6 separate regions of the Mus musculus genome follow, and regions 1, 2, 3, 5 and 6 are each linked to region 4. Evidence: chromatin loops called from intact Hi-C (ENCODE). Cell type or tissue: heart. All regions are shown on one strand. Each heading gives the region's core, and the rest is flanking DNA. Links, peaks and the distances in the headings are about the cores only. Region 1 has its middle 16 kb from the start of Gm32081. Region 2 overlaps Pcgf5 (polycomb group ring finger 5). Region 3 overlaps Ankrd1 (ankyrin repeat domain 1 (cardiac muscle)). Region 4 holds the start of Gm32027 (a long non-coding RNA gene). Region 5 holds the start of Ankrd1 (ankyrin repeat domain 1 (cardiac muscle)). Region 6 holds the start of Gm32081 (a long non-coding RNA gene).

Region 1 (5,408 bases), core at 264-5,263, 94 kb before region 4:
AGAGCTTCCATAAGCCCTTCTAATCTGATGGTTTGTGTTTCCTTCACCATGCTCTCTCTAGGAACACTCAAGCTGCAGCAAGGAGAACAGGAAGTCAGCTGCCCATGCATTGCCTTTCTATGATGTCACTTCAATCGTCTTTGGCAAGAGAATTTGAATTTAAGAGTTTAGTTTTAATCAAAGACAGCTGGAGATTTAGTTCAGTCAGTCGCGTGCTTGCTAGCATGTGTCATGCCCTGGGTTCCATCTCTAACATGGCATAAACCAGACGTAGTGATTTCCAGTGCCACATAAGCCAGACATAATTGCATATGCCTGTAATTATAACAGTCAGGAGGTGAATGCAAGAGGATCAAGGTTAGTTTCAGCTATAAAGAGTTCAAAGCTAGCTTTGGGTATAGATGACCCTGTCTTTAAAAACAAAAAAGAACCAGTAAGAATAAGTAAAATCGGAGACAAATATGACGCACTTCCGGAGAAAACATTTTTGTCTTTCATGGGTAGATTTTTCTGAAAGACCAAATGAGAAGAAAATTGATACAGAGCTCAGCTGAGGGCTTGGTTCAGTAAGAAACCTTCACCCAGAAGGACTAATATTGCAGAGTAGAATTAGGAAAATGGAAAGACATGATTTTTTTTTTTTTTTTGGATTGGAACTGTATTCACATTTGTAGCCATCCTTGTAACTGGAAGAGCCACATGGCTAAAAACTGTGGTCTAGGGGCACTTAATAGGGCTGTGTATCCTGATGCAGAAGCAGGCACGAGATACTGTAGGTTACAAGAACTGCTCTCTATACCTGTGGTGCCCATTAAAAGTATTAGTCCTCCAGGGTTGGGTCCTTCTGGACCAGGCGTAGTCGCTAAGAGCTGGTGATTTTGCAAACCATTTTAGTAGCATTTACTGCTGGGAGACATCCTCTTGAGAACATCAGAAACTGGCATGATAAATCTTTTACTCACTATGTTTATATCCTGACAGAAAACTTCTGTTGCGAACAGGAAAGATTTTTTCCCCCAAACAAATGCGATTGATGGGAACACATTTTTTGCATGTTGTGTCGTAGGTGCCAAAGTATTATGATTATTAATAACAACAGCTTTCATTTTGATAACCTTCACAAGTCCCATTGTGCTTGAATCTCAAGGTGACCACACAAGGTAGGCAGGGCTGACCTTGACTGGCCTTCCCTATCAGGAGCATGTAGGGATTAAATGGCTTGCCAGTGTCACAGGGTAAGTCGTTGGCACAAATTGCAACACAAATACCCTGACAAAGAAGTTAGCAAAACTTTCTAGTCTACCGTTCTGCTACACCTCAGAAATAATTCCATGGATCTAAAAACAAACACAACAACAACAACAACAACAACAACAAAATGAAACACATATCCATGAACACCCCCTAGGAAACTTCAGTTACTGATGGCAGACTGGTTTGTAATACAAGGAACTGTAAATGCAGATTTAGAGGGTAAAGCAATCAGTGTAAACAAGTACTAGTTTGTCACACGCTCAGTCATTTGAAAGGGATCCAATGGCAGGGGCTTTCTTCCAACCAGGCAGATGCTAGAATGTGCCTGTGTCTACACAAATGCATATTGTGTTCTGCACCCTCGGGCCTACAGAGAGACCACAGATTCCTGAAGCCTAAAGATGGGACAAATCTGTAATAATTTACAGCAACTCATGGTACAGGGGAGGCAGTTTCAGTGCCTTGCTCAAAGTTATACTTGTAATAGTTGACAGGCATAAGACAAAACCCCAGACCCTCAGATACCAGACTCAGCTCAGAGTGTGGTGCCTCTGAGTCCCTGGGGGACTCCAAGTTACTAACACACCAACACATTCCGTTCAGTTGAATTTAATCACATGACCACAGAAGGCTTAGAGCAACAGAGGCTGGAATCAAAGGTCTTCACCTTGCTTTGGGCTGTTTTGACAAGGAATGGACTCTCTGGAAATCAGCTTCAACACTGCATGTCCCTGAGCCTCATCAACAAAGTGTGGAGCCAGAGTTGGCTGGGGCTTGGTGTGGTGTGAAGCCCATGACAGGGCTTGGCTCTGTGTTGCCTGTGCTGTCTACACAGCTTAGTTCATCAACCAGAGTACGGTGAGGATCCCAGAAAACCAGGCCAAAACAATTCAAACGCGTGTAGCAACAGGGCTATGGAAACTACTCAGGGGCTCTCTCAGGGGCCTTTCCAAATTGTCCATCGGGAGGTTTGTTTTCAAACCACAGTCCAAGACCAAACCACTTAACCAAACCGGTTATGTCAGCAGCTTTGCCCAAGGTGTCCCTGAACAGCTGTCAGCAGGACTCTAAAAGGAACACAGGGGCTTGAGACTTGCAAGCTCTGGGGTGGCCTGAAAGCAAGGTCAATAAGAAAATTCCCCTTACATCTCTGTTCCAAGAACTTAGTCAGACAACGTGTCCTGGAGGACTCACCATAACCTATGTGGTAAATGCTGTGATATACTGAGTTCTTCCCAGAAGTTGCCCTTCTTCATGGTAACTGCAGCCCCTTCGCTAGAAACAGCTCACATTTAAAAAAAAAAATCCCTCACAGGTGAGCCCTCCATTTCTGGATTCCAATTAAGAATGGTCATCACAACATCCACGTTCTACTTTACCATATAACAAAACATCCACAGGTCCCAGGGCTTAGAACGCGCTGGTAAAGGTAGGCTATTAACGAGCATACTATAAAATCATGCAGCGAATTCTCAAGGCTTACTTCCTGACTCAACGTGTGCATTATCTTCCCTGGAATGTGAAGTCATCTTTGGATTCTGTTTTTGTCATGTGCTTGCCATGGCTGTGTCAGGAAACCCGGCCTCAGTGAGGAGACCTGTGATTTGATTGGTAACTTTATTGGGAAACACCAGAACACCAGTGATAGGTACAATCTATCTGCCACTTCTAAAACCTGTTCTTGTGTTTGCTCTCTACACGCCAAATCCAGTGTCTGACCTCACCCCAGAGGGGAGGGTTTACTCTCTTTGACCAAATACTATTCTCAGAACACTGTGGTGGGGTGGAGTGGGGTGGGGACAGGCGAGGGGTGCTCAAGCTTGTGGGCAGATTCCTGTGTTGCCTCCATAAACCTGCTTCTGGCAGTGGAAAGCTGGCACCCCAACCCTTCTGATGGGAAATCTCAATAGCTGATTTTTCACTCCATGACTAGAGATAGGAGGGAATTTCACATTCTGTTAATCCTGAGAGGTGCCCTGAAACTTCATTTTTTTTCCTTACCCCAATCCTCTCAGCATGGTTTTCTGTTACAGAACTGTCTACTTTCTGGCACTACCATGAATAGCTGAAGGAAATCAACCTAATGGGAACCAAGGGTTTATTTTGTCTCCAGGTTGGAGGTCTCAATCCATGGTCAATTGGCCCTACTGCTCTGGGCCTCTGGGCCTCTGGGCCTCTGGGCCTCTGGGCCTCTGGGCCTCTGGGCCTCTGGGCCTCTGGGCCTCTGGCCAGGAAGCATTCCCTGATGGAGGAACCTAACCATTCACTCTATGGTAGGGAAGCAACAGAGAGGAAAAGGAAGAGACTGGAATCCTCAACTCATCTTTTTCAGGGTGTACCCCCAATGGCCAAACACACATTTTACTGGGCCTGACTGCTTAGAGTTTATGTCACAATCCCAGAAATGAGCTGGGGACTAAGAATGCAGTGCACAAGGTGCTCAGGAACATTTGAGACCTAAATTATATGTGGCAGGATATAGACTTAGTTCTATGATGACCTCTACTCTGGCTAGACTGCTGACTCCCTTTTGATCTATCTATCTATCTCAATACAGGGTCACCCAAGAGAACATGACCTCTGCAAAAGGAGCCTGCTACTTGCAGTCCTTGAAAGGCTCTGTCATCACAGCCTCCCTGGCAGTGCCAAGCAGGCAAGGACAGGCACCAACACTGAGAGACATTTTGGCACTCAAAGGGAACTCATGTCTGCCATCTGCAGACATGACAGCCAAGGATATGACCCCGGGGAAGCCCTTCGAATGGGTCTTTCCTTGTTGTGTTTATATTTAGCACAAACAAAAACAAAACCTACAGCTGCTTTTATCAGTGGCAGGTATTGCATAGCAACCCAAAATAATAAGGGGCTATCACTACCTCCCCTCCCCCCCTCCCAGTTAGGATGTGTTCTCCTCAAGTTTGGAGGTTTCTAGACAGTTGTCTGTGCTTGGCTCACGTGACATGCACAAATTGTATGGTATTGAAAAGATTCAGAGGGGGAAAAGACTGAATTTTAGTCCTAGTTTAGAAAGTTTTTTTTTTCTATTCAGATTTTTGAATATGAAGTATTTGGGCCAGTGAGATGCCTCAGTAGGTAAGGGCATTTGCTGCCAAGTTCTTGACAACCTAAGTTCTATTCCTGCAACTCACACACTGGAAAGAGACTCAACTTCTTCAGGATGTGTCCTCTGATTTCCACATGTGTACCTTGGCATGGGCTTATGTGAGCATCCACAAACAATCTAAATAAATAATGTAGAAAAGAAATATTTCAAACGTGTCCAAAGGTAGAGAAAATAAACCAGACAAACACTTGACCAGGCTGAGTAACTAATTTTTCTCTGCACATTAACAGCTAAAGCCAAGGCCCCTTCCTCTGAGTCCCTACTTCCTTCCACAGAGATCTCTGGTCTGATCTGTGTCTGTTATTCTTGCCCACGATCATGAACTCTCACTGAATATTTATAAATTCCAACAATTTCAGTTGTTCTATGTGTATTTAAATGAGCATAAATAGGATGCACACACATGTGTATGTGTGTGTGTGTATGTATGTATGTATGTATGTATGTATGTATGTATGTATATATGTATGTATGTATAATCTTGCAATTTGCTTTTCTTTTCCAACAGTAAAATTTAGAGATTTGCTTATAATATATGAATACAAGGCAGCCATAAGTACACTCTTTTTAATTTCAGTCTAAGGTGTCACCATTTGCTAGTCGGCCATTGGAGGGTCAGCTTCTGCTTACTCTGCGTTTGCTTGCAAATGCTGTGCATCTGTCCTTGTCTTCCTGGACATACATTTACTCAGGTGGAATTTTGAGTTGATAGGCACGTCAGTCGCCCCATCATCCCATGCTCCCAGCTGTGCCCATGTACACTCTCGCTAGAATAAGTTTCTGTTTTCCTGACCTCAGCCCTTGTAAGTTTTCAAGTTCTGATCTTCCAGGTGCAAATGGCATCTAATCCTTTTATCGTGCATCTCCCTCATGACTCGTGTGCATGGAATGTTTGTTTGTTTGTTTGTTTGTTTGTTTGTTTGCTGGCCAGTTCTGGTGTGGGAGTCGGGTGTGTGCATGTGTGAAAGAGCCATTCTAACCCCCTGCTCTCTTCCCATATATCTGTTACTATATTTACTCTAAAATTATT
Region 2 (5,000 bases), core at 1-5,000, 180 kb after region 4:
ACTGCATGACTCCTCTTGAAGGTAATTGGAAAGAGGACATTGGACTTTGGGGAGAAAAGGAAGGAGAAAACGGGATAGAAATACTAGCCATAGTTTCAAGACAGGAAAAGGTCTGAGGTAAGAAACAGGCTTCGTGTGCACCTCGATCCTGAGAGCATCTCAGTCTTACCTCACTTTACGCCACTTTAATAGGGACAAAGGTGGAGTGTGGCTGAGAACCAGGTCAGGATTTGTTGTGCTCTGACGCTCTGAAGGGAACACAGGTGGGAACAGTGGTTCAGGCTTAGGTCTTAGGTCTGTCAGCAAGTGTCTCTGTGTACTCATCAAGATGTTCCTGTCACCAGACTCAGTGTCCAAGTTTCTACTTGGAGACCCAGGTAATAATAATTTCAGCAGGGCTGGGAGGGAGATGGATGGACAGAGAGAGGGGGAAGAGGAGGAGGAGGAGAGAGAGCGAGAGAGCTGGAATGCATATTGGGTGAAATGCTTGCCTCAAAAGCACGAGGACCTGAGTTTAATCCCCAGAAGTCATGTACAAAGAGGCGTGGGCCAGCAAGATGCTCAGTGGGTACAAGTGTTTTGCACAGACTCTTTGGTCCCTCAGTCCCTGAAGATGACAAAAGAAAACTGACTTCAGAGATTTGTCTCTGACATCCACATGTGTATCTGCACACACGGTTTTTATGTAAGCACTGGGAAGGCAGAGAGAGGCCGGTCTCTGGGGTTTGCTGGTCAGCCAGCCCAGCCTAATAGTTGAGTTCCAGGCCAGTGAGAAACCCCACCTCAAAAATACAGGGTCAATAGCATTGAGGAAGAACATCCAAGATTGACTGACTCCTGGCCTCCATGAACACATGCACATCCATGCACACATTTACACACAGTAACAACAACAATTTCAGCAGAGTGGAACGTATTACTGGCCAGAGTATGTGTATGCATGTACATACAGAGTGGCTGTTATGTTAGCCACAAAAAGGATATCTAGCTATAAAGTAATATCATTCTTCATGTTTTTACACACAGACTTCATTCAGGATTCTAAAATCAAAGTGGCCTCTGTGCATATGTGAATTTAGTCTCTCAGTTCACATAGGAGTTTTTATGAGTTATAAAGTCTCATAAAATCAGTGCCATTTAAGATGGATACGGAATGGCTTCAATAGTTAGACTTAACTTGAAGAGGGGAAGGCTTTTCATTGATCTAGGTGTTTGGTTCATAAAAGACAGTATCTGTACATGGGTTCTATGTAAATGAGGATACATGAATTACCTAGCTGTGTATTTCATTTATCCCTCACCCTGCACTTGCCCTTTTATCTTTTCCTGGGCTCTAGCACCATAATGATGAGAATGGTAACTCTTTGTATTTGTGACAAGAAGCAGCCAGGAGGAGATGGAAAGGGAAGGAGAAAGGAAGTTGATTACTCTGTGACTGACAGTTCAGGGATGCTGTTATGACAGGGAAGGCATGGGAGCAAGAGCAGGAGGCTCCTGGTCACTTTGAATCCATTGTCACAAAGAAGAGACCAGGAAGTGGAGCTGGGGAGTAAAACCTCCAGACCCACTCCCAGTGACCCACTTCCTCCAGCGAGGCTCCACCTCGTAAAGGCTTCGTAACCTCCCAGACAGCACCGCCATTCAAGCACATGAGCCTATGGCGGGGGGTATCTCCTGTTCGGTCTTCATGCCTTTAATCGTGTTATTGTTACCTCAGACTAAGCACACTGCACGTCTAACGCGTTGTCCAAGCTATTCCATATACGTCAGTCGATACAGTTGTATTCATGTAACAGTATAAGTAAATGTTGTTATAGGAAATATATTCAAATTTTCTTAATGGAATTTTTAACATGTTAAGTGGCTATAAAGCGTGTTTTTACAATTATTTTTTCTGTAGTTGGTTTTATAAATAATTTCAAGTTTTGAGAACTTTTAGGATACCAACTTAGTTTTAATTTGAACACATCTTTTATTGAATTAGGAAGAATTTTGTATCCTATTTGCCTTCTAAAGTGTCTTAACCACTAATTGCACTTTTTTGTGTCCAAATATAGCTAATCTAGAATATTTCTTAATCCCGAATCTTACTCTGTATGTTACAAAGGTGAGAAGAAGGCTCTTTCTTTTCCCACATTTACACTAAACCCATGTACAGATACTGTCTTTTATAAACCAGACATGAAGCTCAGTGAAACTCACCCCAAATTAAAGACCAAATCCAATAATATTTTAAAAGGATAAAATAGGAAAAGTAAGATAAAATTCATAAACCAGGATATACAAAAAGTCTAGAAATATTACGCTGTTTTAAGTTTCTGATGGCCTCTGATGGATATTCTTTCCATTGTTGACTTTGTTGAAGGGTTTCAGAAAGTATTGATATTTTCAGTCAGTCTTCAGAGAGGTTATGAAATATTTTAGGTTGGTCATTGCTTTGGTGAGTGCCATATTATTGCTTGACTTTAAACTTTGAGTTACATGAGTCTTGCTTCAATTATACAGATGATATTTCGAAGGTTGACAAGTCTAAAGCAGATGAGGAAGGTGATGAAAACCAAGATGATAAGGACTATCATAGAAGTGACCCGCAAATTGCTATCTGTCTGGACTGTTTACGAAATAATGGGCAGTCAGGGGACAACGTAGTGAAGGTGAGTGGGCAGAATTCATTTCTTTTACCTTTGTTGTTGTTGTTGTTGTTAATGTAATGCAGTTGAATACCATTCTCTGAAATTCCAAATCTGGGAATAGCCAGTGTTGCTTTCCTGGTAGCTTGTCCTCCCAGCCCAGTTCTCCCAGACCAGTGCCACCATCTAGTGGCTAATTTTTATAATGCAGCAGCCAAAACTCAGACCGATGATTTAAGCTGTGTCTCCAACCATTTTATTATCTTTAAACTTATTATTTTTAGAGGTTAATTTTATTTTATATGTGTAGGTGGTTTACCTGCATGTATGTCTGTGTGTCATGCGTATGCGTGATGATGACAGTGGAAGCCAGCAGAGGGTGTGGGAACCCCTAGAAGGAAGCACAGGTGGCTGTGAGCTGCCCTGTGGGTGTCCGCTGGGAATTGAACCTGAGTCTCTGGAAGAGGGCTGGGGCTTTCACTGCTGAGGCGTCTCTCCAGGCCTAACCTCAATCATGTTGTGTAGTCTTCTGCTTTTAGTTAAAACTCTATAAGCCTCATGTCATGGCTAATATATTTTATTAAGAGAAGAGTAGGTTTTGAAGTAAAGCTGTGTTATCAAGTGTCTATGAGTGGATAAACTCCTTAGAGACTTCTATTATTGTCTACATAATCCTTGTTCTTCATCCTGTCTCCTAAACATTGCTCTGACTCTTAGATCTGAAAGCTCACTGCTGCCTCCGTGGTTTATTTTCCTTGGGGTTTGAATATCTAGCGTGTCCTGGTTTCTTAGTTGGCAGCAGCTTTCATATAAATATTTACTACTTTAGTTCTTAAGTAGTCTTTTGTCACTTTGTCCAAGCACTTATTAGTCATTGAGGGCATTGATTTTCTCTGTACTTTGTTTTATGCACAAGTTCATATTTATTTTTTGTTTCTAATTTTCTTCATCTATGCTAATCTATAGCTCTTTTGGGTTGAATTTCTTTGCTATTATATTACTAATAATGGTACTTTATATTGGGAAATTAAAAACAAATAATTTTAACTTAGATTTTCATTTAATCAGCATCTTTCAGCAATGAATATATTTGACTATAGTAAGCAAATGAATTCATTATGTGGTAGTTAATATAACTAGTAAGAAAAAGATCTGTCACTTGCAACACATGAGTAGTTGCTAGATGGGTTGTCGGAACAGGAATATGAAGTAACTGCTAACTGCTCGTGTGTAAAGGATTTCTTTGGAGGAAAAGAAAATTTTGGAATTAGATATTGTAATTGTTGAACAACTTTATAAAAACTACTAAATTGTTCATTTTAGACAGTGACTTTATGGTGTTGTATTTCAATTTAAGAAGTTAAAATCATGCTTGCAATTCCTCTGATTGGTAGAGATTAAAGCATAATACTAAACACAAAACTGAAGAATCATTGAGTTGTATCTATGCAGTATATCTTCTGATATGCAGATATACCAGAAATACTGATCCTTTCCAGATAGCTGAGCAAGGAGGGTTAGGCACAGATTCCCCGGCAGTCTCTTGTGAGCCCCTGGTGTGTATCACAGTGCTTCCATTTTCCATATGTCAGGAAAGAAAGAATGAGAAGCTCTGCTCCTACTTCCTCTCCACCATCCTGTCTTCTGCCCCCGACCGTCGTTGCCCTCTTTGTAGCTGGCTCTACAGTAGTTCTCAGGTGCACACAGCCAGGAAGCAGTGCAAGTTTCATTTGGTTCCATTATAAAATATTCCTGGAGAAAGTGCTCATTGTTTCTAAGTATTTACAAATCAACTTTTACATAATACAGATTGGAATTGTGTTAGATTTGTGTCAGTCTATTGAATTATGAATTCTAGAAACACTCTTTTGTCATGTCCTAAAAATGTTCCCTTAACTATTTTGACAACTCTGAATTATTAATAACTTGTGGGAGGCAGTACAGGTCACCTGGGGTGGGGGGCTTTGTTCAAGCTTAAAGAGTGAATCAGAAGCACTCTTCATGTAAAACAAGAGACACATCAAGGCATACAGAACTTAGTGATGTACAGTAATGTTCGGTAGCCTGTCCCTGGGGAGTGTTTTTCCTCAACCCAGAGCCCACACTGTATAGCTTGCAGGTACTAAGGCGGCTGTGGATGGAGCAGATGCAGTATCCAGAACTCTCCCAAGGCTAATGTCAAACTACTTCTGTCTCTGAAGTTATTTTTAGGTTCTCCATTATACTTAACAAGTGCCTCCTGCTTTCAGAAGTAACATCATTTAACAAAATATTTTGTGTCCTTTTACTTAAACTCTGCTTTCTTTATAGAAAAAAAAACATGTTAGAGAAAGACAGATTGCGTACTTGACAGGGTTTTGCTAATTCACA
Region 3 (5,408 bases), core at 278-5,277, 150 kb before region 4:
AAAATTAAAAGGAAAGAACATGATTATTCTCAGGTTGGTGAAAGAGAAAGTTTATTATAAATATGTGGGAGAGCATAGTCAGAGGCAGGGACTCTGGGAGAGTCCAGAGTGGACCTGGCCCTGAGCCGTGTGAGGAGAGGAGGGAGGAGAAGAGAGAGGGGAGAGGAGGTGACCAGGTGCAGCAGCCAAAGGCCCAAAGAAAGCAGATGAAAGAAGCAGGTTTTTAAAAAGATGGTTGGAAGCAGAGCACTGACTATCACAAATGCCCCTCTGACTTGTGCTGTGGCACTTACACGCACACATGTAACCAACCAGTGTTGGAAGAAGATGGATTCCTGATCCACGTCTGGAGGCACAGCCCTAGAGTCCAGCTATTCAGGAGACCAAGGTAAGAAAGCCACAAATTCAAGGATTGCCTAAACTCAGAAAGAGTTCAAAGCCATCCAGGTCAATTTAGGGAGATCCTGATACAAGAAAGCAACAATAGAGAACAGAACAGGGCATGGGAGCACTGTGGGGCTGCGGGGTGCTGTACCGATCAGGTTTGGGCACTCGCCTGTGTCCTAGAGGCTTTGCCTTTAATCCCCAGAACTGAAAAAGAATAGCAGCAGCCAAAGCTTAAAGATATCTTAAGACAAGGGGTTTGCATGTGATCCCGAGAGAAATGGGACGACGACGACATTGAAGGATTTGAAAGAGACTGGCTGGGTCAGATTTGCATTTTAGGAAACTTCTGGCCACAACTAAAAACAGAGAAGTGGGACTGGAGAGGGTCTCAGAACTTAAGAGCACTTGCGTCACCTCCAGAAGACCTGAGTTCAGTTCCCAGCACCCAGGCTGGGTGGCTCAAACCACTTGTAACTATAGTTCTAGGGGCTCCTACACCTTCTTCTGGCCTCTGGGCTTCTGAATACACATGGTTTCTCTCTCTCTCTCTCTCTCTCTCTCTCTCTCTCTCTCTCTCTCTCTCTCTCTCTCACACACACACACACACACACACACACACAGATAGACATGTTTTTTTTTGTTTTTCAAAGAAGGATGTTTGAGTAATCCTGATGTTTCAGGCTTTGCCTAGGTTGGAGGGCACAGATTACAGAGCGGACTAGAAGTCAGCGTGTTTGATAAAACTTGGTCACGATCAAAAGCTCTGAGTGGAAATAAAGTCAAGAATAACTTCCAGAACTCTCCATTGTAAAATATGTCCTTCTGTGACAAAGAGAACACAAGAAAAAAAAAAAAGACCATAAGTGTTGCGAAACTGTCGTGAATCGGGATTAATGACAGAGGCAAAAAGGAAATCCTGGAACTCAAAGGAAAGGTTAAAACAGTTTATTTATTCATAAGTATGCACACGCGCACGCACACACACACACACACACACACACACACACTTCACTAACCACCGATCTGGCTGATGTCGTAGCCTGGCTGGATGGCAGCGAGCGTCAGGTAAGCTCGCGATGTCTCTTGCTGCTTTTCGGGTTCCCACTTGAGCTGGACCCACCCGATGCGGGCGAGTTCTCCTTTGGCACTGGGCGTCCACTTGCATTCATCTCTCAGCACGACGTCTCCATTGGATTGAGTGAGTCGCCACCAGACCAGGGATTTTTTTAACAAATTTCAGCCAATCATAACTAAGGCGTTTACACATTACCTCCCTTACCTTATCTCATTCACGACCCCCCCCCCCTACACACACACAAAATGGAATGGTTTCCATGGTTACATGGCTGCGGCTCGGAAGCTGGTGCACCGGTGGGTAGCTTTGCCTCCCTGGTCCCGCGTTCCTTACAATAAGCAACGAGTTGGTTCAGGGGGAGACAGGGGCTTCTGAGACCTATCGGTGTGGAAGAAATGGAATTTTCCCCTTAGATATTTCTCTTTTCCACTCACAAAGATAGAGCCATAGTCAGAGCCAGTCTGTCTACCTGCTATCATTCTACAGGTCTCCTGTGCCCTCTACTTCTTTATTAGTACAAAGGTTTAAACGTGACAGTGCAAAGCTTATTTTTAAGTCTTTTCTCCTTTTAACCCCCAAGCTCTTTGGGGCAAAGAGGCTCAAATAAGACACTTTGGTCAGATACTATTATGTCCACGTTATACCAGGCAGATATGGACATGAGCAAGAGAAACAGTCTGTATTGGAAACATTTACTGGATGCCCAGACCTTAAATGTGCAACCGCAGATCTCAACCTGTGGGTCATGACTCCTTGGGGTGGAATAACTCTTTCTCAGAGGTCGACTGCACTATAGGAAAATACAGAGGTTTACTTTATGATTCATAACAGCAAAATTACAGTTATGAAGTAGCAATGAAATAATTTTATGGTTGGCAGTCACCACAGCGTGAGGAACTGTATTGAAGGGTCGCAGCACTAGGAAGATTGAGAACCGCTGACTTAGACCTCTGTCCAGGTGGCCAGGGAGGGATGACAGAGAGAGAAAGAACTGATAGAATGAATCTGCCATTCGGTTCTTCATATGAGAGGGGGACAGAAAGAAAGGGCCCCCCCCCCAAAAAAAACATTTCTGGCCGTCAGCCCAACCCACGTGTGTCTGTTACTGTGTGGTTGAACAATGTCTTGGCTACAGACCGTGCCTGTACTCTCCCACAGTGATGGAGGCACGTATAAAAAGGAGGTTCGTGAACACAGTCCTACTTGGTGTGAGTTTCAGGAGAGCACAGGGCTGGAGTTTGACCTGTGTCTTCCACAGACTGTGTGCCAAGTTCCAAACATTCCCCACACCCTTGAGCTTGTCGAAGCTCTGCTGCTGCCTACAGAAATGTAGGCTGGAATAACCCTTGTTCTTTTTGGTTTTTTGGTTTTTTTTGGTTTTTTGGTTTCTTGGGGTTTTTTGGTGTTTTTGTTTTTGTTTTTGTTTTTGTTTCGGACTGTCCCTCAATCTTACCACCTCCAAAAAGAAAAAATCATAACTGCCCCATCTCCATCATTTATAGACCTCCACATCTTAGACGCTCAAAGAGAGCATTCCACCGTTCCCTTCACTGGGCTTGTATGTTTATTTCCTACTTATTTCTTTATACTTGTCTGCTCCAGGAGCTCAGAGACAATCTTTTTCTCACCTCCGCTCAACATTTGGCAACAAACCTTTTCCTGCTGGAGGTCAAAAGCCATTGACCCAGAATGTTCTCTCAGGGGGGGCAGGAGGGGAGCCTTTGATCCTGTCAGCGCCTGTCCACAATACAGTGATTGATAGGCCCCTAATTAGCGAGTCAAGAAGCCCAGATGAAAACTTAAGAATTGCTTCTTTAACCTGCAGTAATCATTCTTCCCACCAGGGGTCTCTTTTTCCACATTATTGGAGCAAAACAACAACTGGTTTTTGTTTGTTTGTTTGTTTGTTTTGGGGGGTTGTATCATAATTCAGTGGCAGGAGCTGGTCAGAAATGCAGATTCACTAGTCCCCCCCACACACACCTGACACCAGTTGAGGGCAATTCTTCAGTTTATCAAGATCCCTGGGTAATCTATCACTCCATAAGTACCAAGACTGGTTTCTACAAGGTATTTCTTCCCACCCTCCTCCTCCTCCTGGTCCTCCTCTTCCTCTTCCTCCTCCATTTCTTATTAATTTTTTATTAATTTTTTTTAGAGTTGTTTTACTCTGATGTGCATGAGTGTTTTTGCTGCACACATGTATGTGCACCACACGCATGCCTGGTACCTATGAAGTCAGAAGAGAGCATCAGGTCTGCCACCCTCTTTACAAATTGCTGCGAGTCCTCCTGTGCTCCTGGGAACTGAATTCGGACCCTTGGTGCTCCTAATCACTGAGTCATCTTTCCATCCCCCGAGATTTCTAATCTGAAAAAGCAAGAAAACACTGACAAATGAGCCCCTCCCTAGATGGCCCCTTTTACATGAGAAATCCCTACCACTGATCTGACAAAAACAAAAAACAAAAAAACCTTAGAACACGGCCGAGAATTAGTTTGCATTTATTATAAATATAAAATATACATACAACACAATATACATTTATACATTTACAGCGCGTGTCCTTTTGATTTCTTCTTTCATCGAACTCAGTTTTCCTTGGCCCCATTGCCTACTCCCTCCATCTCCCTACATGCGGCACTCCTGACGTTGCCTTCACCTTGGGACATCGACATCATGTGATCTGGTAAACAACCAAACCGAACCAAATCTGTGGGTGGGTGGCGAGCCTCCGCGCCAGTCCTGCGGAACTGCTTCCGTTCCCGTCTGCGTTACTGCGTGCCTTCTGTTGCTTCATTCAGATATCAGCAGTGAGAATTCAGAGAAGGGCTGCGGGGATCAACCCTTGCCTTTTAAAAAGTACCTTGAATAGCTTTATGCAAGTGAGAACACAAAGGGGTGCAATTAGACACCATTCACCCACACGGTTTAAGAGCTATGGGAAGACTCTGAATGTACATACAGATGAAGTCTTGCTCCCCCAAAATGATGTTCATGAAAGCCTGAATACTGGTGCTATGAAATAAATAAATAGGTAGGAATAAATAAAAGTGGTGAACATCACTAGAGGATATTTTAACACCTACAACCCAGTGCTTTCTTGAAGCTTCTTTGAGCATCTCTCCCTATTTGGCTGGCAAACAAAAGCTGGATTTTATTGCTAGTTGCTCTTCTGTTGGGAAATGCTTTAAAAATGCCTGCGAACAGCTCCTGTTGAGTCTCTTTTCTCAGAATGTAGCTATGCGAGAGTTCTTGTAGGCATTCTCCTTGAGGCTGTCGAATATTGCTTTGGTTCCACTCTGCCAGTGCAACACCAGATCCATGGGGGTCTTCCCAGCCTACACAGAAGAAAGGGAAATTTGACTTCCGGGTGACTGTCAGTTTGCACTCTCTGCACCTATGCTAATGAGGTATATTATCAGAGTATATGGGTTTTATATGAGTGATCTACATACCGTTTATTCAAACTATCCTGTCCCTGTTTTTTCATGATACTTTTATTGGCTTTCCCATCTACCATCCACAGAACTATCAGTGGTGCTGTCAAAAAAAAAAAAAAAAATTCCCTGGTCCCTACAATAACGTAACACCTCAAGTCATGGTGAGGTTCAAAAATGTCTCCAGACACCCCTCCCCTCCAGAATGCACCAGAGACCTGGGAGGGGAGAGACTCCCAGGACTCATAGGGAGGGACCTTAGATGAAATGCCCAATAGTAGGGAGAGGGAACTTATAGAGCCCACCTCCAGCAGGAAGACAGGACATCAAGTGAGAGATGGAGTTGCCATCCCACAGTCACATCTCTGACCCATAAGTTTTTCTGTCTGAAAGAATTACAGGGGTGGAATGGAGAGGAGCCTGAGGAAAAGAAGGTCCAGTGACAGGCACAAAGTGGGATCCAGCTCAAGGGGAGGTCCCAAGGCCTGACACTATTACTGAGGCTA
Region 4 (5,408 bases), core at 196-5,195:
CAGACGTGATACATGCTAAGACCTGTTTCAGAAAGAGAGAGGGAGGGAGGAAGGAAGGTAAAAAGAAAGGGAAAGGGGAGGGGAGAGGAGAGGTAAAAAGGAAGGGAAAGAGGGAAGGTAGGGAGGGGAGAGGAAGAGGGAAAAAAATGGAGGCTGAAAAAAAGGAAAGAACACCCGTGAGCTGTGGGCACTTCAAATAACTTAGCAAAAGTGTAACTGGAGTCCATAAAACAAAAATATTTGAAGAAATAATAGCCGAAATTTGGTAAAAACCATAAAAGAAATCTAAGGTTAACAGGTGTGTGGGTGTAGGTATGGGTGTGTTGCTTGAAATAAATGAGAGAGAGAACCAAGAATCAACATCGAAGAAGGAGAACAGACTTCTGATCCATAACACACAAGAGAGGAAACAGAGGAGAAAATCCTCAAATTACTGAAAACAGTTCAGATCAGCATGCTTCACTCAGAGAAAATACCTTTCAAAATCAAGGGTAAAACGTAAAGACTTCCTCAGGAACAAAAAAGATATTTTGTTATAAAAACATTAGGGAAAACATACAAGATAGAAATTTGAGTAAACACAAAAGAATGAAGAGCTTAGAAATGTCAAGTATGTGGGTAACTATGTAGGACTTTTTGTTATCTAAATTTTCTATGTAATTATTTAAACAAAAACATTACAGTAACAGATTTATAACAGACACACTTTTTATTTGTTTGTTTAAGATACATATTCATGAGCTACTCAGAAAAAAAAAAAAACAAAAAAAAAAAAAACGACAGCTCCCCTGGGATCAGAGATCAAACCTTTATATAACTAACATTCTTAGCAACTCCCCTCTATAAAACATTCAGAGGAACACACTGTTCTTCAAAAGATTGGTTTCAGATTTACCTTTCTTTTCTCTTCCCTTTCTTTCCCCAAACCCTGAGCTAGATCTGCCTGCAATTATAAATGGAGGTCAACCAGGTCCTAAGGTCTGGGAGAAAAGAAACAGAAGCATGTTGTTGCAAGGTGTCGATAGCGAGCATGAAATGGTTCAGAATGTGGTAATCAAAGGAAAGTCCTACAAACCCTAATTCAATTACTGCCAGCAACTAGACTTATAGCTAATAAGCAACAAAGAAGCTAATATAAGATCATAAAATTCAGTTGCCTCTCAAACTATAACCAAGAAACTATTTTATATAATTTCCTAAGACACTGAAAACAATTTGCAGAGATCTCAGGCAGTAATTTACAGGGCACAGGAAGGAGTGGAGGGAATGCAGTCTGTGAACTGACTGAAGTACAAAGTAGATACTAGAATGGGCTATAAAGAATTAAGGGGTTGTAAAAAGCAAGAGAAGATGAGATTGAAGGTCAAAAATAAGAGTCAGCAGGAGAGAGATCTGAAGGGTGTAAGGGGGGTGTGGCGATGAGCACTGTGAAATGTTGTGCTTTATACATGGACCTTGCATTGTCCATACAAGACCGGCACAAGACGGAGCCCATCAGTCCAACACATATAGGGCAGGGGATCATGGAAGAGTATCAGATTAGGACCCCCAAGACCAAATTCTCAGCACAAAGGAGATTTATTTGCCCCAGGGGGACAGAGGGCAGGGAATAAGAGACCAAGACATGAGACAGAGAATGAGGGAGAAGGGGAAGAGAACAAGAGGGAGGGAGGAGGGGCATTTGTCCTAGAGGACAAAGGACTACTGCCTCTAGATAGAGAGGAGACAGACATGACACAAGGGAAAATGACAGTTTATAAAGGTACAAGGGGAAACCCTGAGTAAAGATGATGTGCCTGTTAATTAGGTGAGACAAAGGGGGCTTTGATTGCTGCACTCCAATACTTTGATAGCTGGACCTTGATCGATCGTCAGCCTCACGAGGAGGAAGGGACTAGACCTTGGTGGCTAGTTTTAGGAATTTAATCAAAAGGTTTTTAGCGAGGTAGATGGAATGGGAGAGAAGGGTAAGGCCTGCCAGAGCCGTGCTCACCATGCCTAAGCAGGCGAGTCCCTTCAATCTTGAGTTTCTATCCTTAAGAAGCTTTGGAAGTCAATGTCCTCTGAATGTGGTTGTATGTTTTCTTCAGGGATGTAACTACTGGTACATTGCCCATAATCAAGTAAATGACCCCAAATCCATACACATGTGTTGTGTGACAGACTTTTGCTGGGGGGCTGAAGCTCACACTTATCTGCTCACCTGAGCTAGGAAGTCCACAAAAGACCAAAGTATGACTACCACGGAAGTCCAGCTTGGCGAACAATGAGTTTCATTGGGATTAATTACAGGGATATGGGTAAGGGGTTACTTACAGGAGCAGAAATGACTCAACGACAGCTGCATCACCAAGGCCCAGCTAGGAGCTCAGAGCACAACACATGGCCATGGCGTGCAGGCAACTACAGTCTGGAGAATGTTCTTTCCAAGTGGATGAATTGATCTACATATCTTCTGGGCAACTCAGCTGGTCTGAGTCTTCTTTGAAGTTTGGCTTCTTTAAGAATATTTCTCAGGAGTCTTTAGTGTTTACTCACAGAGTAGAGGGGCCTAGTGAATCTCGTCAGTTTCAGGGACTTCCTGAAGCTATTTTGAGTTGTTTACTTTCTGTCCTCAGGAACTTCCCTGGAGAATGGAATGTTTCAATCTAGGACGAAACTACTACACAGCAGTCAACCAGAAAAGAGTGGGGCAGACTCATTACCTAGCAATGGTCAGGACTGGGAAAAATAAGAAAGACACAGGACACAATACAGCCTCTAAGCACATGTCCTCAAGTGATCCACTTTTTCCATGTAGGTCCTTCTCCTAATGTTTTGAGAGCTTCCCAAAATAGCCTGGGAAAAAGCCTATGGGCCTGTGGAAGAGATTTCATACCCAGACCACAGTCTTTCATATATGTTGCTTATTAAGAACATGTTGGGGCTGAGAGTGTAACTTAGTGGCAGATCTCCCCTCTAGTGTGCATGAGGCCCTGGCAATCCACAGAAAGGAAAAGGAACATTTGTGTGGAGGTACCGAAAATAGTGAGCAAGTGGAAGGGTTGTTTGTTGTTGGATAGGAAATTCTCAGGTCATAAAATTGTCAATTTTTACAGAGTGGATTTATAATTTTGAAATACCTTCCAATAAAATTACCAAATGGAGACTGGAGAAATGGCTCAGTGGTTTAAGAGCATGTATTTCTCTTCCAGAGGACCTGGATTGAATCCTACAACCCACATGGCAACTCACAACCATCTAATTCCAAGGGATCTGATGCCCTCCTCTGTCCTCTGTGGGTACAAGGCTCTCACAGGGCACACAGACAAACATGCACATAATAGCTGCACACATAAAATTAAATTTTTAAATTACCAATAGAAACTACTTGAAGTTAAAACAAGCTAAGTCATATGTTTTTATGTGAAAAAAACAAAAACCTCGACTTGCTAAAAACACTCTAAAATTTAAAATGGATGGGTAAACATTAACGCACATTATAAAACCACACTAATTTAAGCAATGTGGTAATAAGTCAATTAAACAAATGTATTTCTAATTGAAATACAGTACACACTCAAATACATTTAGACAGTCATAAATTGACATTTTAATTCATTGGGGAAAATATTATTTATTTAATACATGCTGTTCAAACAAAGGAATGACCTGAGTCTGAGAGAGAAAGTTGAATCAAGTAACTCAGACCCTACAAAATTAGTTGAAGATAAATCAAAGCTATGAATGACAAAATGAATTCATAAAAGCATTGGAAAACTAGACCTTCCTTTGTAACTACGTTGTAAAGCTCAACACATGAAATACTAGGTTAAAAATTAACTCTAAGATGTGGTGGGTTCTTTTGCATGCATATCAAAGAATGCAAGAATAAACCATCATGCAAATAAGTGGAAGAAAAAAATAATACTTAGACAAAGGCATAGTCCTAGCTTGATATCAGTAAGCACAAATTTACAGAGGCTGGCAAGAGAAAAAAATGGGAAAGTTTTATTTTTCAGACATCTATCTTTAAATCTAGTAAAACAGATGGTTTTCTTTCATTTTCCAGTATATCTCTCCAGCACCTTAATATCACAGTTGCTTCCTCTTCTTGAGACTTCCCTGATCTTCCCAGGTGATACTTCTCCCACATCCCCCATGTTTATTCTTTTAGTCCTCTTCAGACGCCCAGCACTTCATTTAAGTCTTTTAGTTATCTCCAGACACCAGGCACTTTATTTAAGTTTTATGACCACTGGTCTCCCTTTAAGGACAAGCCGAGAGTTGATCAGTAAATAGAAGTCATCTCTCTGGCTCTCCAAGGAGACCATCCATGCAGTTTGGACCAGGTTTATTTTAAAACCTATCCAGGTTCTTTCTCTTACCTGGTCTGCTCTCTATTGGCTGTATCACAAGTGCCTGGCACACGTCCCAGTACAACTCTTTGGTACATTTTGATAACGGATCTCCTCAGTCTTTCATGTTGAATCCATACACACAGGTCATCCCTCACTAAGGGAGGTTTAGAGCTAGCTGCCTTCACCATGAGTAGCAGGCCTCCTCTACCCTCCCCTGAATAGCCCAGGAACACAATGCAAATGTTCCAATGAAGTGGCTCACTGTTCTCGGATATTTGCTGAAAACTGTGTTAACATGTCATTCTTGTGGTTTGTTCTAGACTGAGGCGTTGCTAACCCCTTGGAGTTTACAAGACCCCCATTAAGACTTCCATACTTGTAAGAATTTGTGCTGAACCAAAGTCAGCTAGGTTTATATTTGACATTTCCTATAATGACTAGAAGAGGGAAAGGAAGGGAAAGGATGTTATTCTAGTTGAATGCCTATCCATTGAGAACACAAGAACCATTTTGGGTTTTGCCAAAATTAGCATTGCTGGATAAATCGGGAACCTTATATCCTCCTTGTTGCCAGGAGAGCATGCCAGCTAATTTTAGCCCATGGTGTAAATATAACCTGCACTGATATGCACTGACCTTTAACATCTACAAGGGTCAATGACAGCCTGTACCAGCCAGAGAAATGCCTATGATGGCCCAGTCGTGACCCAACTTTCTGAGCTGGATCCCACTTCTCCAGACATATTGATTTTTCTTCTTGGAAATGACCTTGGAGATCTCTTGGCTTGGTACCCAGTTCAGGGATTGGTCTCTGCTACTTCTTGGAGCCTAAAATTGCCCCAGCCACGTGAGCAACATTGGAAAGCCCTAGAGGCAGACATTCAGTCATTTTCTCTCAGCAGTGTAACCCTGAGGCAGAAAAAGATTAGAGAATCAAGTTTTAAAAGGAAATATTGAGTATAGTATATTTTCTCTCTCTCTTAAAAAAAAATGTCCTCTGACTCAACTTCTGGAACAACATCTCTACCAGTGAACACAGTGTAATTGCTTACTAATATAATTGCCAGA
Region 5 (5,408 bases), core at 219-5,218, 140 kb before region 4:
ATCAAAGACACTACTAATAATATCTTTCACCAGAAGTAATTTTTTGGCCTTGCCTTTATGGAAGTCTAGACCAAGGATCTAAGAAGTTAAAGATGAACTGACCTCGTATAAATCAAACAGAATTATATGAGAACAAGAAAAGCCTCATGCAATCCATCATGCTAATCTAGTTTTGGCGGTTGTGGGACAGAGGGGAACAATAATCTCTCTCTCTCTCTCTCTCTCTCTCTCTCTCTCTCTGCTACTGGCAGATGTAGCAACAGCTGGAGAAACTTTTAGGTGGAAGACATTGAGACTGTATTTGCCAGCCTCCAGGAAGGCACGGCACAGGCTTGCTTACCTCATCGCAGACGTCGGGGCTGTTCTTGTCTGACAGGAATTTCTCTACAACTGGCAGTTTGTTCTCCAGCGCAGCTTTCAGAAACCTCGGCACATCCACAGGTTCAGTCTAAAGTGAGGGAAGAGGAGGGCAGGAGGAGACAGACAGAGGAGGAGAAGGAAGAGGAAGAGGCAAAGGGAAGGGAGAGGAAAAGACAAGACAGGAGAAGAAGGGAGAGGATGCTCATAAAGAGTAGAGGAGAAAGTGGGAAAGAACAAAGAAGAAAGAAATTGAGGAGAAAGGAGAGAAAAGGGAAAGAAATCGAAAGTGGCCATGAGTTTTGCTGCCGTCGTCCCTCCACAGGACTCACCCCTGCAACTTATAAGGATGTGCAATAACCAAACAGTCCTTACCATAATTTCAGGTTCTGGCTCCTTCACAACTGGAACTTTGGTTTTCTTGTATTTTTTCCTTTTCTTCAGTTGAACAATTATTTCAAGGTCTTCTAAGTTTTCAAGCTTTGATCTTTGTTCTAGTTTTTTCTTTTTGAGCTAACGAAAGGGGGGAAAAATCAAGTGTTGAAAAATATATAGTGAGTTCTAACTATTGTGGTACCTGAACAAACCCTGCACAGCCTGAGCAAACTGTGAGTGGGCTGAGAATGGGAAATCCAAAGCACTTTCAAGTGAGTGTCTGACTTCAGGGATTTTATTTTCATTAAAGTATTTGGGGTCTAATTTTAATCTAAGTCATATTTACTTCCTTTGCTTGTAGAACTAGTCCTTGACTAATTGGTTAGAGGCACGACATAGTCTCTCAGTAATCATTTTGTAATTAGTACCATAAAGCCCAGATTTCTATAGAATTTGTTTTCTCATTCTCAAAAACTAACATATGTTTTAACCAAGGGTAGAAAATACAGATAAATTCACAAATACTGATGCCATTCTCCTTCACGAGTCTCTGAAACGGAGATTACTGCTGCACTTCTAAATTTGTGTTAGTAATCTACAAAAATTCAATAAATAAATTTCAATAAACATGGCAAGCTTATTCTATGACCCGTGGGCCACAACTCAATGTTATCAAAAAGAACAAATCGCCTTGGCTCAAATTGAGTAGGCAGTGTGTGATGTTGGAGCTTTTCTGGTTATCATTATCTGTCTGTCCTTTGATCAAAACGTGGTCATAGCACATTCAATCATTGATTCAACCCTCCACACAGGAGGAATCCAAAAGTAATTCCCCCAGTCATTTCCATGTGCACTGCTTCTTTGCATCATGCGCTTCATATCTGGTGAAAAGACATCTTTAGAGCAGTTTTTATTTGTTTTCCTCCTCTCTTCCCCTCTTCCTCAGGGACCTCCGTACCCCACTCCCACTAGGATTTTGTGGGAGGTCCTCACCTCTGCCTCTCGCAGTTTCTCGCTTTTCCGTTGTTCCTCCCCCTGCTTCACGCTGTTGGCCGGAAGTGTCTTCAGGTCCTCTTGCTTCTCCAAAGCAACAGCAGCTTCATATTCTCCATTTCTGAACTCCCCAGGAAGGAATTCCCCTGCGGCCCCATTGCTGTTCTTTTTGCCTGTTACCTGTATGTGAAGAAGATGTTGAAGTCAGAAGCAAAGCTACCCATCTTGGGGTAACTGTCCACAAACAATGCCACAGGAGGTCCTTCCTCTCCATCCAGCGACAGCCACCTTCAGGCGGTGCACTGTCTGGAGCATAGCTCCAGGTATCCCAGGTGCCTGCCTTCCTCTCACAATTAAGATGAGCATCAGGTTAGCACATGAAAATTCACTTTTAACCCACTCAACCCACTCAACCACCTTCTCTTAGGAAGTCACTAACGCCAACCCCACATTATTCCTGAGAAAGAAAAACCATCTGTATTTTCAAATAAAAGCCAAGATTAAAAAAAAAAAAAAAAAAAAGATGTTTTACATACCAGCTCCTCTACTCTCAGTACCATCATGTTGGCAGCCGTGAGTCTATGTTTTTCTCTCTTGTGGATGAACCCCTGGAACTGGCCCTGTGGAGCCCCTCCACACCAGCCCGTTATATAGCTAGGGCTGGGTGAGATAATCTTCCAGCCTGGGAAGCCAAGTCACACCCCTGCCCCCACCAGTGGCCAATTCAGAGGCAGGTGAATTTTCATTCCAGACTTAGTGTCTGGGAAGCCCAAGAGGGAGATGACAAGCTGGCCGCGGCGTATGCGAATCAGGAAGAAATGTGAGAGGGTCATTCCTTTGGCAGTGACCACACCGCTCAGCAATGCGAGTCATCCCACGTATCGGGAAGCCAGGGGACAGCTGCCTGTTAATATTGCACCACATCGCTGCTCTTTTTCCTTCTTTGTCAGCTCTCATATGACTAACGTATCAAGAAAATGCAAGCACTGTGCATCACACTTACAGCCATATCTTTCTGATAACTGGACTTATCAGCACTCCAGTTGGCTGGGAAGTGTTGCTTTGGGACATCCTATTTCTGGGGATAATCAGCCCGAGGGGAAGGAGATGGGTCTGGGTGCCACTTGTCTCTATCTGTTTGGAATTCTCTGGAGTGATGTCTGCAGCTAAAATGGCCCTGTGACATGCCATCGTACCAGCATTAGGAGAAATTGAAAGCATTCAGTAATGCACTTTGACTCTATGGTGTCACTGGCCATAATTAGTGCACCACAGGCTCACCGTGTTCTAAATCTGAAGGCTAATCAGAGGATCTACCCCAAAACGGGCCGAAGTGATGCACAGAGAGATGTGAGTCCAGTTCTTAGCAGAAGCACAACTTGGATGCTGTCAGTAAAGTTTCCCAATGCTGTGGGAAAAGCTTAAGAGAGCCCGAGAAAAATGTGCGTCTGAGGCTGGAGACTCATGGGCTAATGATAGAGCATCTGCCTAGATACACGGGGCTCTCGTGTTCTATTCCTAACACGGAAACAAAAAGGCCCCAAGCTTTGCTGTTGAGAGAGGCAAAAATACTTGTTTCTGGCTTGTCATCGCTAAGATATTAAAATGTGAAAAATATAAATATTTAGATCTTTTTATAGTTCGAGGAAAGATTCTATCGTAAGAGCCACATAAAATACTTTTTTTATTTTTTATGAAAGAGGAGAGTGAAGGGGGTGTCAGTAGAAGAGGGAAGTGTTAATTAGGGTGTTGTGTATGTTTGTTATGCTGGCCATCATATATCTGTCTCTCCTCACTCACCCTTCCATGAACATGGGGTAAGAACCCCCACCCCACTTCAGCTGTTCAACCAGCAAATTGTGTTTCTAGAATCTTCAGTACAAGACATTGCCCTGAAAACCAACACACTAATACCTTGTCCTTCGTGGGTTCCCCTCTCCTAGTGTTCTCTCTGTCCTATCTGTCCTGAGACGCTATCAATGGATAACTGTTGGTCTTCTCGTTTTCATGGTTAACACTATTTTCTTTGACCTCTTGAAGTGACAAGCAGCTATGGCAGCTTTTCTCATTCCTGTGGCCGTTTGTTCCAGGCCTGACTCAGAGCTAAGGGGGGCTGAGAGTTGAGACCTTTCCTTTGAGGAAGGACTCTGGGCTGCTGAGCAGTCTTGAATCTCTGAGTATTTTGTGCCTCCCTAATTCAAGCAAGGCCAAGGATCTCGATTCACAGAGATGACACCTAGACACAGAAACATTAGGCTACTTGCTATGGATGCAGAGCTAGAAGGTGAGGTTGCGTCTTCGCTCCACCCACGATGCGTCTTGGCTCCACCCATAAGAAGCAGACCTGGTACATACAGTTCCTACTCAGACTTACTAAGAGCCCCAGCAGAACAGCTGAAAGGCTTTCTGTGAACACATCACTTTGAAGAATGAAGAATGGACAGAAAGGCTTTCCCAAACCTTTCCCCACCCAGGTGATTTTTCTCTAGAACAGTGTGGCGGCCTCATGTTGTGGTGACCTTCAATCATAAAATTATTTCATTGCTATTTCATACCTGTAATTTTGCTACTGTTACGAATCGTAATGTAAATACCTGACATATAGGATAGATGATATGTGACCCCTGTAAAGGGTCGTTTGATTCCCCCAAAGGGGTCGAGGCCCCCAGGTTGAGAACTGCTGCCCTAGAATCAGGCTGATCCTGAAAGAGAAGCTCCAGGAAATTCCCAATGAGCACCTTGTAGAGGATGGGGCTTGCAGAAGTGTTGGGATGGGCTGAGTTTCACAAACGGACTAGACTAGGAAGTATTCATGGGTGGCAAAGCCACTGTCAGGCAGGCTGTTCCCCTTGGGTTAGGGTTGATATTGTTAAACATGAAAGGATCCTCTTTTGATCATTTATTATGGTTTGATTTGGGGATTTTCACAGTGCTGGGCATGAACACAATGCTTCACACATGCCTATGCAAGTGCTGTACCATATATGCATGTATATATACATGTATATATGTATATATGCCTAACAATAGATAAGGGTAGATTGTGCTTTAAATGATTTGTATTCACCAAAATCAAGGGCAAAACTTCTCAACTGGAAGAGAGCTCCCATCACTTACGGAGCTTCCTTCCCATAAAGGTTCATGTAGTAAATAAATTCAGAGGTTTGTGTGTTTGGCTTTATCACAGCCTCTCAGCATAACCTTTCTTTGCCGCATCTCCAGTCATTTGGCACAATATGAAGTATCTTTGATGAGAACCAGCAAGGGAATGGTGCCAGAGCTCAGCTGCTGGGACAGCACAACCATTGCCATCTTCTTGGGGTTTATGCACTGATAGATGAAAAGAAAGATAATCAGAATTTTAATCCACTGTTCAGCAAGAGAATGTATGAGGGAGAGACACATTCCTTATTGGCACCCAGCTCCTGAAAAGGGTCCCGAGATTCCACCCAGGTTCAACTCCAAGGGTAATTTTGTCATTTTGCATAAATACCAAATATTTCATTTTCACCCATCTAACTCTGTTTTTAATGGCACAGGTAATATGCATATCCACTTTTAAAGATCAATAACATAGAGATTGTTCCTCAGTTGAGCTCTTACTAAGCAATAAATTTAATGTATGACTTTTCCACTTACTAACAGGCACTGGAGATCATTCTCTAACAGCACAAACAGATTCT
Region 6 (5,408 bases), core at 252-5,251, 80 kb before region 4:
CTCTCAGTGATGAAAAACTGGGTGGCATGCTGTTTAAGAGCCTAAATTCTGCAGTCAAAGACTGATGAGTTTAAAAAAAAAATCAAAACTGTTTCCATCATTTACGCTTCATATGACCTTGGGAAATGTTCTAAATGGTCTGTCCCATGGATTGCTTAGGCTAACCCAAGAAAAGTAAGTTACTCTTCACAGGGAGGTTGTGAAATGCTTTGAGGACCAGCCACAGCTATTGTCGCCAGCCTGAGAGCTCAATGAAGTGGGTTCTTGGATGAGTCCTCTTGAGTCTTCAGCACAGCCTCTGCTCTTGCTGGAGGCTCAGAAAGGAAGGTCTAGCCAAAGAGAGGCTCCATACCTGTCTAGACTCCTGGCCCGCTGTAGCCTGAAGCAGCCCCTAGAGAGGCTATTGATTCATAGCAAGTTTGGCAAAAATGGGATGCTGAAAGGAGAGACCTTCCCTCGGTGATGTGAGCACCAGGACTCTGTGCCTGAGTCTGTGTAGTAGCCAGGAGGGACAGACAGCTCGGGAAGCTAGAGCTAAAGACTGAGCTTTGAGCCTCAGGCTGGTGGCACTGCTGAGAGAGACAGCTGGTGCGGTTCTCGCTCAAGCTGCTCACCTGCTGTCGGTCCAGTGCAGTGGGAAGAGCTCAGGGAAGCCCCCTTCAGCTCTCCGCACTCACTGGAAAGGCCATTGTGCTCCCTGGAGAGGGGGTGAACTGTGGTGAGCCCCAGGTTCCCCACTCTGGGTCGGAGGGACACTCATTCCCCAGCTGTGGCTCCTTCCGGGATGGGTCCTCATCAGAATCACCTGATGGTCATGGTCTGTTCCAGGACAATCTAATCAGGGTGAGCAACTAGGACAGTCTGACGCCAGAACCCAGGGAAACAGCTCAGGTTCCCGCGGAGAAGGCTGCCAGGTTATGTGTCTCCCTCCTACCAGAGCCTGCCTCCTCTTTCTTCCTCACCTAGCCAAGGATCTCAAGAGGGAGAGAGATTCCCTCCTCCCTTACCCCACCCTCAGTGAGTTGCCCAAGAGACACCTTCCCCAGAGGACAGGCGTCTCATCTGGCCTGAATGGTCCCTACTTTCCCTTTCCCAGGGGGTCGTCTGGGGTCACTTGACCTGACTTTGGCAACATCTGCAGGGAACTGGACACAGGATGGCCCAGCACTGTCTCTTCTGCTTTGGTGGCAGTTTGAGTCAAGTAACCCACACACAGCAAAGAGGAGACTTGCTCCCATGAAAATGTGTGTGTGTGTGTGTGTAGGGGGGCAACCCCACTTTACTTACTCTCTGAGGTTTGGCATCCATTTGTGCTTTTATCCTGCTGTGATTGTATAATAAAGCTTACCTTATCCCGTCCTGTCTAAATGCATACATATTCACTTAGAGAGTTTTCAAGATCCAGTGTGAAGCAATAAAAGGTTCTATAAGTCTAGAATATGACTTACTTTTCATCTATGTGTGCTTAATGTAACTTGTAGGAAAACACAATACAGTTAACCCAAATCAGTAATGAATCTTTTTTATCATGTGTGTGAGTTTTATTTATTCTCCATGACAAGATTTTTCTATAAATCCTACTTTGACTTTACAAAGCCTCAAGTTAAATAAACCATTCAACAAATAAATCAACAGAACTGGAAACAACTGAGAGTTGTGGCCAATATTCTGTTGCCCAGAATGGAGAACTTTCAATAAACACAAACATTAATAAACATATACATACACTGATCCACCCTTCTAGTAAAGTAACTATCTGTGACATGAGCCACATGGTCGGACTTTAGCTGCAGGGTAAGGACTAGAAACCTTGGGAGATGATTAGTCAGTGGGAGGGGCTGACCTGTGCTCCAGACTGACAAAGGGATGTAGCATGTCAGACTTGCCAGGTACACTGGAGGACTGTGGGAGAGAGAACTTAGCATGGCTGGGAGGGCTGGGGAAGCCGCAGAGGTGATCCCTAAACTGCAATTGGAAGGGGCATCTGAGGGAGGGGCAGCCTAGGAAGGAACTTCAGAAGCAACAGGACACATTTGCAGGGTTACTAACAGGTGACTTGTGGGCAGGACAGGAGCCCTAGTCTAAGGCAGAGCTGGGGTTGAAGAGAAGGCAGCAGGCTGACCCTGGGCTCTCTGGGTGATGCTGTGGAATTTGGAATCTTTGTTGATTTTTTTCCACTTGCTTTATTTCTTCTGATCAAACAGAACCTGGTGGCTCTGAGCCCCGGCTACCACTCACAGGCATCTAGCCCCAAGCATCCCCAGGAGACGCTAAGGGTCCCTAGATGATTATTATCACATGCATATTACTAAGCTGACTGACTCTTCCAGTGTGTCCAAGGATTCTATTATATCACTAATGGTTCCAGAACCAGGACAATCTGTCATCCTAACCAAGCTAGGGTGGCCCTCCTGATGTGCCCAGGGAAATAGGGCTCGCCTGCTCATGAGTTGGATTCTTCCTAAAGGTTCCTCCATAAACCACAAATAACCAGCTCCCTACCTCAGCAAAATACCCACTACAGCTCTCGATGACCAAGGTCTGCGGAGTGGCAACTACCTTTCCCCCCTACCAATGAGCAGCAGGACAGTCACCCCTCCCTGCCATGCCACCTTCTGAGGTGCCCACAGCCCCACAGAGATGAGCCAAGCCTCGGTGTAAGAAAGGTTTGTGAGCGAGTGCTTCTAATTCCAGGGAGCAGTCACCTCGAGGGCAGGCCTGCCAGAGCCTTCTGGTGCTCCTGGCCTCGGGGCTGGCTCCAGGTAAGAGAGTCCAGCACACACCCACAGCCAGGACATTTGGGCCAACTGTCAAATGGCTTTCAAAGTCTCAGGCCTGCTTGCTTCCCAGAGAGGCAAACACCACTGCTGCCATTCAAGATTTAGTCCTTCACTTCCTTGGTGGTAGGTTTTATTTAGAAGGGCTTAACAGTGGAAGTGTTTGAGGACTTCGGAAAGACTGTTTAAAGGAAGAGACCGTTGGGACACGTCATCCCATCACACACAAGCACACATCTGCATGCCCCTCCCCTTCTATTTCCCCTTGAATTCGGGCTACAGTATGGATTTGATGGTTGGCACCCCAGCAACTGTCCCGTGACCTTGAGAAGAAACTATTCATTAAGACTATTTAGCCTAAAAGACAGATGAAAGCCTGAGTCTTTGGGGGACCAACAAGTTACCTTAATAGTCTGTGACTGGCCATTTCTAGCCTTTCTTTTAGAAGGAGAGGTAAATCTTGTGTGCATAAGATACTGTTACTGAGGTCTCACCTAATCCTGTGTAATTGGCCCTTCTTAAAATGACTGACAGGGAATTTATGTCTTAGGGACTAGTCCCAAACCCTACCACAAGGGGGTAGCCTTGTCCCATAGGCCTCCATATAACACCAGCACCAGCGATCAGTGTGGATGAGTTATATCTCAGACCACAGTTGGCTGCTATGGCCCAGGCTGGCTGATCTAGGCTGAAGTCTATCTCATCGGTTAACCCAGATCTCTAGCTACTGTATGTGATTTCCCAAGGAAAGAAAACATGTGGGGAGGCAGTCCTGATGCAGCCAACCCTTTCTAAACAGAGCAAAGAAGCTCTGTTCTAAATCACCTTCAAGTTAGTGGTACGTGCTGACTTCTCGGTTCTGTTTTTGCTCCTTTCAAGGTCTTTCAGGAGGGTTCTGTTTTTGTTTCTTTCTGTGGATTCCTGTTAAGACACCTGTGCGGCAGCTCTGATGGCAATTCTTCCCTGAAATGGCTGTCCAAAGCTCTGCTCCCTGCCTGTTGCATGTCATCCATCGACTCTTGTTCCAGCTACATCTCAAAACTCAAAACTCCCCAGGTAGAAAGTTCCAGTGACTACAGGCCTGAAGCTGGAGGAATGGTGGTTCATCCGGGTCTCAGGCTGAGAGCATATTGCCGTCATCAGGAAAGAACAATGCTATGAGACTCACTGTGAGCTGACGCACTAAGGCGTTTGTACTCTGCTGACAGTGTCAGGGCCCATGGCTGTGGATATGACTCCTCTTGGCCTGCCTCCAGTTCACAGGCTAGCGCTATACAGCTGAGGCTCGAGGATAGATAGAAAGCTAGCCCCCACATCTTCTCACCTGGCTTTCCTTCCTAGATGGCTGCATCTGGTATGAACAAATCTGGTACCTGGAGATAGCCTAGCCAAAGTTGAAGGATCATCCATCCCTCTGAGACATATAGGAAGTTCCCACCTATGAGAGAATCCCAACGAAGGAGAAAAGATCAAAAGCATTAGAAGACAAGAAGCAGCTTCTTGCCCCAGAGGGACCCCTTGGGAGTTGAACCTAGAACATATAAAATGTAGGATACCCTGTGACAATGACATGTTTTCTATCTGGGCAATAATCATACATTATTGATACTTTTCTGAAATTCAAATGTAATGGCATTTACTGGCTTTATTTTGCCGACCTTTGTTGGAGATAGAGAATCTGCTCATTGTGGAGTGGGTGGGGACCTAACAACATATTCTGGAGCACATCAAAGGGGCTGACTAAAGCTGAAACAGCCATAGGCCTCCCGGTCTTGCATGCAGGTTTCCCAGAACAGTTAATGTCTCCTTGTTGCTTTATCGTTTCAGGTGCGTCTTGCTCTGGTGTGATGGAGCCCATCACCGATGCTGAGCAGCTGGCAGGCCAATGGCCTCCAGGAAGGATGTGCCTAGTCAAGCCCAGCGCCTCCTCGGAGGATAAACACTCTGCTGTTACAGGGGCCAGTGGTAAGGTAAGGCCATCTCAATGGCAACTTCCCCTCTGTCTTTCAAACTATGGAGAAATGAAGGGTTTTTGGACCACCCCTCAGGCTCACCTCCTCTGGACCACCCTCAGGCTCATCTCCTCAAGACCACCCTCAGACTCCACCTCCTCTGGGCCACCCTCAGACTCACCTCCCCTGGACCACCCTCAGGCTCACCTCCTCTGGACCATCCTCAGGTTCACCTCCTCTTGACTGATTCCCCCATTTCTGCCAGGAATCTGGTAACACAAAAGCTCTTCTTAGTCACAATGTATAATCAGAGCCCACAGGACACAGAGGCAAAAATGTGCTCTTCTCTCCTGGATCCTGTGAGGACAAAGCAATACTCCCCAACCTGCCTTTTTGGTTTGCACACCAGATTTAGCAGGCATAAACACAGGAAAAGAACAGTGAGTGAATTGGGGGAGGGGAGCTGCAGGAAGAACCCTTCCTTCATGCTAATTCCCGTTTGACATCACCTCACCATCTGTTCACACTGGTGGTCTCACCAACTTCAGCTTTCCATTGTCACCCATGGTAGTCTTTTGATGGAGAAGGTCCTGCCTGTGGCTTCCCCACTTGGCTCTCCTGCCCTCCCATCTAAGAGCTGCCAAACCCTTTCATCTTAGTTTCCTACTAGTCACTTTTC

Evidence for each region. Hi-C counts contacts between places; a loop is a spot of excess contacts. Peaks named below come from ENCODE experiments on the same cell type or tissue, not always from the same donor. Only the 100,000 strongest peaks of a DNase experiment are listed, where the experiment ranks them.
Region 1: a loop joins it to region 4, with 7 times the contacts of the local background. A loop is called at or near these places in 4 of 42 quality-filtered maps.
Region 2: it touches region 4 in a loop (2.6-fold over the local background); 3 of 42 quality-filtered maps call a loop at or near these places.
Region 3: a loop joins it to region 4, with 8 times the contacts of the local background. A loop is called at or near these places in 5 of 42 quality-filtered maps.
Region 5: a loop joins it to region 4, with 3 times the contacts of the local background. A loop is called at or near these places in 5 of 42 quality-filtered maps.
Region 6: it touches region 4 in a loop (4-fold over the local background); 5 of 42 quality-filtered maps call a loop at or near these places.

Annotation. Positions count from the first base shown.
Region 1 is chr19:36,165,392-36,170,799 of GRCm38, forward strand. No RefSeq gene overlaps it. Among named protein-coding and RNA genes, the nearest start is that of Gm32081, 16 kb to the right of the region's middle. In heart, for the core only: no CTCF peak of the experiment used is centred there; DNase peaks (open chromatin) are centred at 1,210, 2,150, 2,930 and 3,930; H3K27ac peaks cover 2,034 bases.
Region 2 is chr19:36,437,494-36,442,493 of GRCm38, forward strand. Pcgf5 (polycomb group ring finger 5) reads left to right here. Exons shown (of 10, transcript NM_001368691.1): 6 at 2,506-2,654. Among named protein-coding and RNA genes, the nearest start is that of Pcgf5, 30 kb to the left of the region's middle. In heart, for the core only: a CTCF peak has its summit at 2,833 (motif pointing left); no DNase peak of the experiment used is centred there.
Region 3 is chr19:36,108,015-36,113,422 of GRCm38, forward strand. It overlaps Ankrd1 (ankyrin repeat domain 1 (cardiac muscle)), which reads right to left. Exons shown (of 9, transcript NM_013468.3): 9 at 3,951-4,803. The coding sequence ends at 4,693. Among named protein-coding and RNA genes, the nearest start is that of Ankrd1, 9.1 kb to the right of the region's middle. In heart, for the core only: a CTCF peak has its summit at 3,299; no DNase peak of the experiment used is centred there.
Region 4 is chr19:36,259,651-36,265,058 of GRCm38, forward strand. Gm32027 (a long non-coding RNA gene) reads right to left here and starts at 4,543. Exons shown (of 3, transcript XR_386674.3): 1 at 4,368-4,543. In heart, for the core only: CTCF peaks have their summits at 3,275 (motif pointing left) and 5,193; DNase peaks (open chromatin) are centred at 4,441 and 4,971; H3K27ac peaks cover 1,195 bases.
Region 5 is chr19:36,117,494-36,122,901 of GRCm38, forward strand. Ankrd1 (ankyrin repeat domain 1 (cardiac muscle)) reads right to left here and starts at 2,351. Exons shown (of 9, transcript NM_013468.3): 1 at 2,262-2,351; 2 at 1,726-1,905; 3 at 733-870; 4 at 341-448. The coding sequence starts at 2,288. In heart, for the core only: no CTCF peak of the experiment used is centred there; a DNase peak (open chromatin) is centred at 2,488; H3K4me3 peaks cover 3,031 bases; H3K27ac peaks cover 4,359 bases.
Region 6 is chr19:36,179,951-36,185,358 of GRCm38, forward strand. It overlaps Gm32081 (a long non-coding RNA gene), which reads left to right and starts at 4,611. Exons shown (of 3, transcript XR_386675.1): 1 at 4,611-4,747. In heart, for the core only: a CTCF peak has its summit at 3,349 (motif pointing right); a DNase peak (open chromatin) is centred at 3,391; H3K27ac peaks cover 1,273 bases.